Regions from separate parts of the Homo sapiens genome. Here all the other regions are linked to region 1. A link is a contact called in ENCODE Hi-C or POLR2A ChIA-PET data. All regions are on one chromosome and are shown on one strand. The core of a region is the stretch at or near the end of the contact, and the rest is flanking DNA. Distances in the headings are between cores, read along the strand shown. Region 1 holds the start of BEND3 (BEN domain containing 3). Region 2 holds the start of NR2E1 (nuclear receptor subfamily 2 group E member 1). Region 3 holds the start of SNX3 (sorting nexin 3).

Region 1 (2,700 bases), core at 163-2,662:
CAAGCAGTCCTCCTCCCTTCCTCCCTCCGCCCTATTTTAAATGTAGATAGGGCGACCTAAGTCTTTTGAATTTGAAGGGCTGCTATCTCGGCCCCATTCTTTTCATCATCCTGTTTTCAATGACACTGAGCACGTATAGATTCTTCTATAAAAGCACCCCCTGGATGCAGGGCTTGGTTCTTCAGGCTGCTTGCTTAATTTTGCATAGCAATTAGTACTGACTTCACTAAACCAGTAATCCAAATACAGCTCGAGAATGTTCCACGTAGTTCCTCAAACTTAACCCTGTGCCTTTTGATTTCAAGCCCGAAGGGGGGGAACTTGCATAATTACTAAATTCCCAATTGGAGTGGTCTGAAGGAGGGTACGGTAAACCCAAACTATACGTTAATTCAAACCCTCGCCGCGACTGGGCAGCAAGGAGCCAACATATGCCTTCTTTTAAAAATCTATTCTACCTATTCACTGACCGCGCAGGGCCGTGCCACATGGTCCTCCCTTGCAGCCAGTCAGCTGTGAGCAGCAGATGGGATCATTTGCATTTTTCTTTTTATACTTTCTTTGATCGGCAAATTAAAGGATTTTTCTTAAATTTACATTCTCATTGTTTGCCTAAAATACAAACGTGGCTAAACTGTTGAATTGGGCTTCCCTGACTCTCACCCAGCACCTCCCCCTCCCCCTACCCAGCCACTGAGACTTGAGAAAATACCCGAGGGGTAGATTTCGTATTTATCAACTGGGAATCTACAGTCCAAGAGTTAGGAGTAGACAGAATCAGCCTTTATTGAGTTGGTGACTCGTGTTTTTCTATTTTAGGCGCTCGGCGCAGACAGCCCGTGGGTTTGTGTTTGTGGGGTGTGTGTCTGTGAGCGCGGGCGCTTCCGAAGCTCTCGCTCCGCAGCCTCACACCCCAGAACTTCGGGTTGCAAGAGCAGATTTTAGCTCTGAGGCTCACAACAGAGGGCGGCCACCGTGCAGGGGGAGTGGCCAGAGCCAGCTTTTCCCAGCGCCAGGGTCGCTCTCCCGGGTCCCGCCGGACTCCATGCCGCCCCGCGGGGCCGCAGGAGCCACCCGGGCCCTCGCGCCCCAAGGTCTTTGTGCCGGTGGCGGCGCGGGAAGACCGGCCCCGGGGGCCTGGGCTGCGGCCCAAAGGCCAAAAATGCGGGAGAGGCGTGGGCGCGAGGCGGGACAAGCTCCGCACAGTCGCCGTCCCGCAAGGGGCAAAAAAGTAGAAAAAGCCGTTTGGGGCCAAACTCTCGGGTCTGAGAAACCACGTTTCCGAGGACGAACTCGCGGTGGGAGGACACATGGGGTACAGGGGACATTGTTCGCGGCGCCTGCCCGGCGCGCCGTGGGTGCGCGGCCGCCGCCCCCGCCCCGGGCAGCCAGCGCGGGCCCACGTGGAGCCACTGCGCTGGCCGAGCGCGCCGGGCCGCCTGGGTCCCGGGAGTGCGCGCCCGAGCTCCCCGCCGCGGCCGTTCACGCCCGAGCGCCGCCGCCGCCGGTCCCGCGTGTGCCCCGCTGAGGGGGAGGGGCGGGCCGGGGGTGGGGGCGGAGGGGTTGTGGTTCCACTGCAGCGGGGGCTCCTGTGTCCTTGTGCGGAAATGACACACGGAGTCCCGTCACGTCACGCGAGAGCGCAGCGCACGGACACACACAAAGAGAGGGGAAAATACACGGCGCTCGCCCGCCCGCCGCCCCCAGCGCCTCCCCGGGCCGCCCTGGCCAGGCCCTCCGCGCGCGGCCCCCACTCCCCGGCCCCGCGCCCTCCCCCCCACGTGGCGCCCAAACTCGGCGCGGGCCCGCCCGGCAAAGTACAGAACTCGCGTCCCAGGTAAGTGCGGGGCGGATCAAGCCGGCCGCGCGGCGGCGGCAGCGTTGGCGGCTCCGGGGCGAGCGGCCGGTAGAGTGGCTGCAACATCCATGCCGGGGTGGGGGCGGGAGCAGGGGAGGGGACGCGGAGGGGGGCTGCTCCGAGCGCGCCCGCCGGTAGTAGCGCCCACCCCCGCGCGGGCCGAGCGACCGGAGCGGGCGCCGGGCGCCCACGGGCTCGCCGCGCCCATTGTGCTGCGCGCCCCTTTGTGCCCGCTCGGAACGCGGCGGCTCCATGGCGTTCTGGGGAGCACGCGCGCCGCGCGGGGGCGGGGGGTTCGCGCGGTGGAACCGTCCGCGCCGCCGCCGCCGCCCGCCCCACTCGCGCCGCGCGCCGGCCCCGCACCCCCGCCGGGCGCCGCGATGGAGCGGCCGGGGCGGCCGGAAGGCTCTGCCGTACTCGCGGCGGCTTGGCGCTCGCGCTCGGCGGGGCTTTGGCGGGGCACTGCTCGGCGTGTGGAAGGGGGTGTCGGAGCGGGAGCAGGGGGCGGGGACTGGAGGGAGATGCCGGGCGGCGAGCGGGAGGCCGGGGGAGCAGCCGCTCGGAGGAACGAAGCCTCCGGAGGCTGCAAATGGAGCGAGGCCGGCCCGCGGCGGCGGCGGCCGGGAGCGGAGAGGGATGGGCCCCGCCGCCAGGGGGCGCAGCGCTCCCTTCCCGGCCGTTCCACGGCGGTTCGCGGTTCCCGCTGCCCAGGAGCTGGAGGCGGGCCCGGCGCCTTGGGTGTGCACCCGGGCTGGCGCGAGGCCTGGCCGGCCGGCCGCAAAGCTGAAGCCTGGGGCGCTCGCCGCTCCTCGTGAGCGCTCCTTTCCTTCTCTATGATAAAC
Region 2 (2,700 bases), core at 62-2,561, 1.1 Mb before region 1:
TTAAATTCCCCAGTTATGACCTACGCGGATTTAGGATTAAGGAAAATGTGACTTTTAAATTGTTTCTGCTTCCCAGTTTGCAGGATTATTTGAAATAGCTAGAAACGGGGTGCAAAGCATTCCATTCAAAATCCGCTTTGCACAGAGTTGCTTTTGCGCGCTGGAGCTCGGAGTTTTGAGCGAGTGTGTTATTGTGCTACCGCCTGGAGCTGCGGCCCAGTTCCCGCCCCCATGGCCCCCCCATCCAGCACCTGGCGGCTAAATGGAGACAACTCATCCGACTGGTGGGCTGCGCGGGTCGTAACCTTCTCACCGCACCAGACAGGGGGGATCAAGCAATCCAGAGGCAACGAAACGGCTCTCCCCTCTCCACGAAATGCTCCAACTCACGGTCTACAGGTCTGGGCCGAACGCACACGCCCGCTGGAATCCCTCTCAGGGGCTCAGATTCGCAGCGCTCCAGGCAGGACCTCCCCCAGCCTCCCCGCTCGCTCGCCCCAGGCTGCGCGCCTAGGCCCCACGGCGGCCCGAGAGGTACCCACTTGTTGATCCGGCTGGCTTGCTCATGCTGGCTGTCCCGGGGCGGAGCGGTTGGTGGGCGCTGCCCGAGTCCCGGCCGGCAGCGCCCGCCTCGCCGCCGGGCGCCGCCGCTCTCCAGCTGCCCTCCAGCCTGCAAGGCTCCTGGGCGGGACAGGTGGGTGTCAGTCGCGCGCTGCGCTGCTCCCTGGGCGCTCAGAATTCGTCCAACAGTGGAAATTTAAGCATCCTTAAGTTTCTTCCCGGCTCTTGCAAAACCGCAGCTGCTGGGAATGCTGCTTGATATGGACACACACATGGACAGACAGATGGAGAGATGGACAGGAAGACTGAGGAAGAAGGAAGAACAGCAAGAGAGGGATGTTGAAAGACAGAGATGGAGACACGAAAATGGCCTTCCTACGGAGCGAAATCCCTCTTTTTCCCCATTCCTGTCACTCAGTCTTCGATCTCTCCCTCTACATAGGCATGCAGAGTGTGGGCAATCTCTGCCGACCGCTGGTCTCCCAAGGAAAGAAGGAAAACACTACCGCAGTCTCAGAGGCAGACGGGCTCCGCGCTGCCGGAACCCAAGCGCAGAGTGGGAAAACTAGATTGCTGGGAAATCTTCCGAGGGAAGAGGCGGCCAGGTCCGGGTTTCCGGGGAGAGCCGCGCACGCAGCGGCGAAGGGTCCCCGAAGTTCATTACCCCGTGACTTTGTGCCTGTCGCTGCGGGCTGGGTCCCCTGTAATATCTCCAGAAGCGCTCTGACAGGCAGCCGCGGGGAGGGGAATAGGGCGTCCCTGGCCCACTTAGCTTTTCCCCCAACTCCTGGCGGGGTCTGACGTCAGCCATGTGCGGGGAGGGGATGGGAAGAGGGAGGGGGTTAAATGCTAATGATATTAATGAACCTCCAAGCGGCTCCCAAAGAAAATGCAGGCGCTGTCGGAGCTTACGAGTTAGAAAGTGTGAATATGGGAGTGTGGCTCTGTGCGTGCGTGATGGTGAGGACGGTGCGGCTCGTAATAAAAATGAATTCGTATATTTCACGGCAAGAAGGAAGGGGAGGGGTGACGGGGCTTTCTCAAAACGCTTTTCCCCCTCTCTCCAGAGTGCCAGATAGATTCGCGGAAGAAATTGGGTGGCTGTGTGCTGGCGTGTGATTGTGCGCGCCGGACATGGCCATGTGAGTTGGTTCATTCTTGGTCCGGTGCCCCTTCTGTTGGGTAAAACTTGGATCTGGCCCGAGGTGAGTAATTTACTCATTTTGCACATATCTACGGAAAGTCAGGGCTGAGGATGGGGTCTTCTGGAGGTTCCGCGTTCCTTCGGCCTTCGCGCAGTGGGTTTGGGCACCAGCCGAGGGGAGGATGCCGCCAGCTTCCCCAAGCAGAGCTGGCCCATCCGACGCTGAGCGAATCTCTTGTCGCCTCCATTATCTGCACCGGGGCGGCTGGAGGGCAGAGCGTTCCCTCCCGCCGCTCGTCCTCGGCGGGCGTTGCGGGCTCCCGCTCTCCGGGCGGAGGAATAGTGAAGAGAGGCCCTCATCCCCTACCCCCTCCCCATTCCGCTTGCCTTCCCGCGATTCCTGAGCTCTCTCGCGCCTTGCTCTGTGCGCGGCGCTGGGAGAGCGCATGCCGAGGGAGCGATGATCCCCGATCTCTAAGAGATTAATTCTATTTAAGCTCTCTCGGCAGCTTGAACTTGTCGAACAAGAGCTTGCCAGTCCCTCCTCAGGGCGTGGACCCGGCCAGAGGTCAGAGGTTACACCTCCCGCCCTCCGCTCGACGTTCGCGGGGAGGGGAGCTGTGGCCGGCGCTCTGCAATTCCGCCAGCCCACCCCCCGGTCCCTCTTTCTCCAGACTCGGTGTCATCCCGGGCTTTCAATCAGAGTTCGCCTGTGCGTGCAAGTGAATGCTGGAGTCCCCCGAGCCCTGGGAGGGCGCAGCAGGTCCTCCGCCTGGGCGTCCCAGGGGGAGCGGGCTGTGCGCTCCAGTGGGCTCCGACAGCACGTGATTGCAACTTTCTGCCCAGCCTTGGCTCGGCCTCGAGCTCGGGGTCTCGCACACCACACACACCAGAGCCTGTGTCCTCCTTAGTGGGGCGCCGCGACCAAGGCTGGGGTCCCGGGGAAAGAGCAAGATGGGGGGATCTTTATCTCTCAGTTTATTCCCTCCTCCTCG
Region 3 (2,700 bases), core at 97-2,596, 1.1 Mb before region 1:
AAAATCTAAAGAAAAGGGGGGCGGGGAAGATCAGGTTATTTAAAGTAATTATAGTGTTAAACTTGACATATTAAAAAATGCAGAAATAGTTGTGAGGGATAACTCTCTGGGCAGAGATAGAAATGTATCGTATCTCAACATTTAAAATCTGCATTTCCCATTGGACCATAAGAGATGAACTAGGACCTAATTAATTGGGTTTTCTCCCCGTTTCTTTCTTTCTTTTTTTTGAGACAAAGTCTCACTCTATTACCCAGGCTGGAGTGCAATGGCAGATCTCAGCTCACTGCAACCTCTGCCTCCCGGGTTCAAGCGATTCTCCTGCCTCAGCCTCCAGAGTAGCTGGGATTACAGGCGCGCACCACCACGCCCAGCTAATTTTGCATTTTTAAGTAGAGATGGGGTTTCACCATGTGGGCAAGGCTAGTATCGAACTCCTGACCTCGTGATCCGCCCGCCTCGGCCTCCCAAAGTGCTGGGATTACAGGCATAAGCCACCGTGCCCGGCCTTCCTCCCCGTTTCTTAAAAAGGCTCATGTGAGTTGCATTTCCAGTCCTGTAGAGGTACGTTTAATACTTTTCAAAAAAAAAAAAAACTTATCAGGACTTCGTGAGAAACGAAAGTGGACACCCAAAGCAGCTTGCAGCCGGTCTACTGTTACTTTGTTTTAGCGGACCGACCTGTCTCCAAAATCGATTTGACCATAATGCTAGGATTTAACTAGGGCTTTAGTTTTTATTTCACTCCCCCACTTTACTGGTTTCAACCTATCAATCCAGACGCGTGTCTGGTGCAACGCTCGGGTTTATGGCAAAATCATCTCAGGCATTTGCTTAACCTTCTCCAGAAAGGCATTTTCAGGGGTTCACAGTGAGACGGTGCACAGGTTGGCACAGAGTTAGTAGGGGCAGTTTTGTTTCGATTTGCGGGCAAATCTCTAAGATCTCTCCGTTTAACTTTCGCCCGCAATTCCCAAAGCCGCTAAAGCCGTTTCCGGCGCTCTACCCCGCCGCAGGCCGAGGCTGGCGCAGAGAGACAGGAAGCGCCAGCTCTGGGCGTCTGGGTCCTCGCCTCCTCGGCCGCAGCCCCGCGGCGGCGCGCTCGCGGTGCATTGTGGGCGCTGTAGTCCGGCCGGAACCTGTTTGCGACCCCGAGTCCCATGACACCGCTTCTCCTCACACCCCAGTCCGCAGTGCCCCTCCCCAGCCTCGGCCGGGCCTCCCGGGAGCCGGGCGTGGCGTTCCAGCTAGTGAGCCGTTTCTCCCCTGGGCTCGGAGGCGGAAGCTTGAGGGGCGCGGGGAGGAGCTTCGCGTGCGGGGTGAACGCCCGCTCTACGTGCTCGTTCTCTTCGCGACCGCTGCGCGCGAGCCCCGTGTCCCCACGGCGGGCAGCAGCGGCGGCGGCGGCGGCTGAACGCGGAGGGGGCGGAGGGAGCCCGCGGCGGCGGCAGCAGCTACAGCGAAATGGCGGAGACCGTGGCTGACACCCGGCGGCTGATCACCAAGCCGCAGAACCTGAATGACGCCTACGGACCCCCCAGCAACTTCCTCGAGATCGATGTGAGCAACCCGCAAACGGTGGGGGTCGGCCGGGGCCGCTTCACCACTTACGAAATCAGGGTCAAGGTGAGGCCGTCTCTCCCCTCTCCCAAGAAACCCCTCCCGCTGGCTCTGGTCACCCCCACTCGACCCGGGAGTGGACCCCCGCGGGCAGCCACAGCCTCCCAGGCCGGGAGCCCCCTTGCAGAGGCGGGCCGGGGTCGTGAGCCAGGGCCCCTCTTCCTGTAGGGCTGGTGTGGGGGGCTGCAGAGCGAGCCCGGCGCGCTGGCACTTGGAGAAGGTGCTCGAAGAGGAGGGCGTGGGTTGAGCGCCGCTTGCCCCTCCAGCAGCTGATCAGGGAATGACATTTGAGTTGGAAAGGGGTAGATCTTTCGAGAACACATCCCTTCGCTGGGAAGGGAAAGAGATGTTGACAGAGAAAAGGGGCTTGCGCAAAGTTAAAGCCTTTTCCCAGTTTTCTCTTCCTGGAGACTTCCCAGAGGTAGCAAGCCAACCCGGCTGCTCCAGGCCCTTCCCGAGCTGCTAAAGTAACCTGGGTTGTGCAGTCTTCTGAACGGGACTTAATGAAAGTTCACAGAAGCCTGACAATTTTTGATAGGGCTGAGCCAGACCAGAAGGGTGATTGGACATGGTTGACTTCAGCATTTTGGGCCACCGCCCTGCCAAAGGCTGAGGTGTGGTGTCACCTACCTCATAATCCAGAACTACAGTTGCTTTAAGAAAAGACTAGGGATCTTGCTCTCTTAATTCGAGATTTGCACTTAATTGAATAAAGAAATCAACAGAAATAAAATATACCTAATTTCATAACTAGTATTTGTTGGCAATAATTTAGATGATTTGAAAGATGTTAATTGAAAATAGTGCTTCACTTTCACTCTATAATTCAGGATTAAAGAATTTGCCCATGTATGGAAGCATCTTTAAAAATTAATTACATTAATTTAAAGATGACAGCAAATTATTAAAAGTTAAGTGTAAAGCGATTTTTCCTTTAATCAAAATTTATATGACAAGCTACTATTAACATTTAAGTGAAAAAATTCTCATTAACTTACACACTTTGTGTCGTGAAAAACACAAAAATCAAATTTACCATCCTAACCATTTTTAAGTGTACATACAGCTCAGTAGTATATT

Evidence for each region. Hi-C counts contacts between places; a loop is a spot of excess contacts on that map. ChIA-PET counts read pairs that join two places held with the same protein, here RNA polymerase II (POLR2A). Pooled maps may share reads with other maps.
Region 2: a map of B cell shows a loop between it and region 1 (7-fold over the local background). The contact joins the promoter of NR2E1 here to the promoter of BEND3 in region 1. A Hi-C loop is called at or near these places in 1 of 168 maps with a recorded cell type or tissue (B cell) and 1 of 37 single-sample maps with no recorded cell type. POLR2A ChIA-PET finds 5 or more read pairs at or near these places in 2 of 52 experiments (activated B cell and activated CD4-positive, alpha-beta T cell).
Region 3: a map of naive thymus-derived CD4-positive, alpha-beta T cell shows a loop between it and region 1 (4-fold over the local background). The contact joins the promoter of SNX3 here to the promoter of BEND3 in region 1. A Hi-C loop is called at or near these places in 1 of 168 maps with a recorded cell type or tissue (naive thymus-derived CD4-positive, alpha-beta T cell) and 12 of 50 pooled maps. POLR2A ChIA-PET finds 5 or more read pairs at or near these places in 2 of 52 experiments (HEK293 and OCI-LY7).

What each region holds. Positions count from the first base shown.
Region 1 is chr6:107,114,227-107,116,926 of GRCh38, reverse strand. BEND3 (BEN domain containing 3) reads left to right here and starts at 1,412. Exons shown (of 4, transcript NM_001367314.1): 1 at 1,412-1,837. RefSeq lists enhancers at 1-162, 163-926 and silencers at 1,519-1,568, 1,609-1,658, 1,789-2,698.
Region 2 is chr6:108,164,633-108,167,332 of GRCh38, reverse strand. It overlaps NR2E1 (nuclear receptor subfamily 2 group E member 1), which reads right to left and starts at 1,311. Exons shown (of 9, transcript NM_003269.5): 1 at 543-1,311. The coding sequence starts at 567. RefSeq lists enhancers at 1-466, 1,367-2,268.
Region 3 is chr6:108,259,686-108,262,385 of GRCh38, reverse strand. SNX3 (sorting nexin 3) reads left to right here and starts at 1,346. Exons shown (of 4, transcript NM_003795.6): 1 at 1,346-1,626. The coding sequence starts at 1,465. RefSeq lists an enhancer at 326-1,161 and silencers at 1,289-1,548, 1,659-1,768.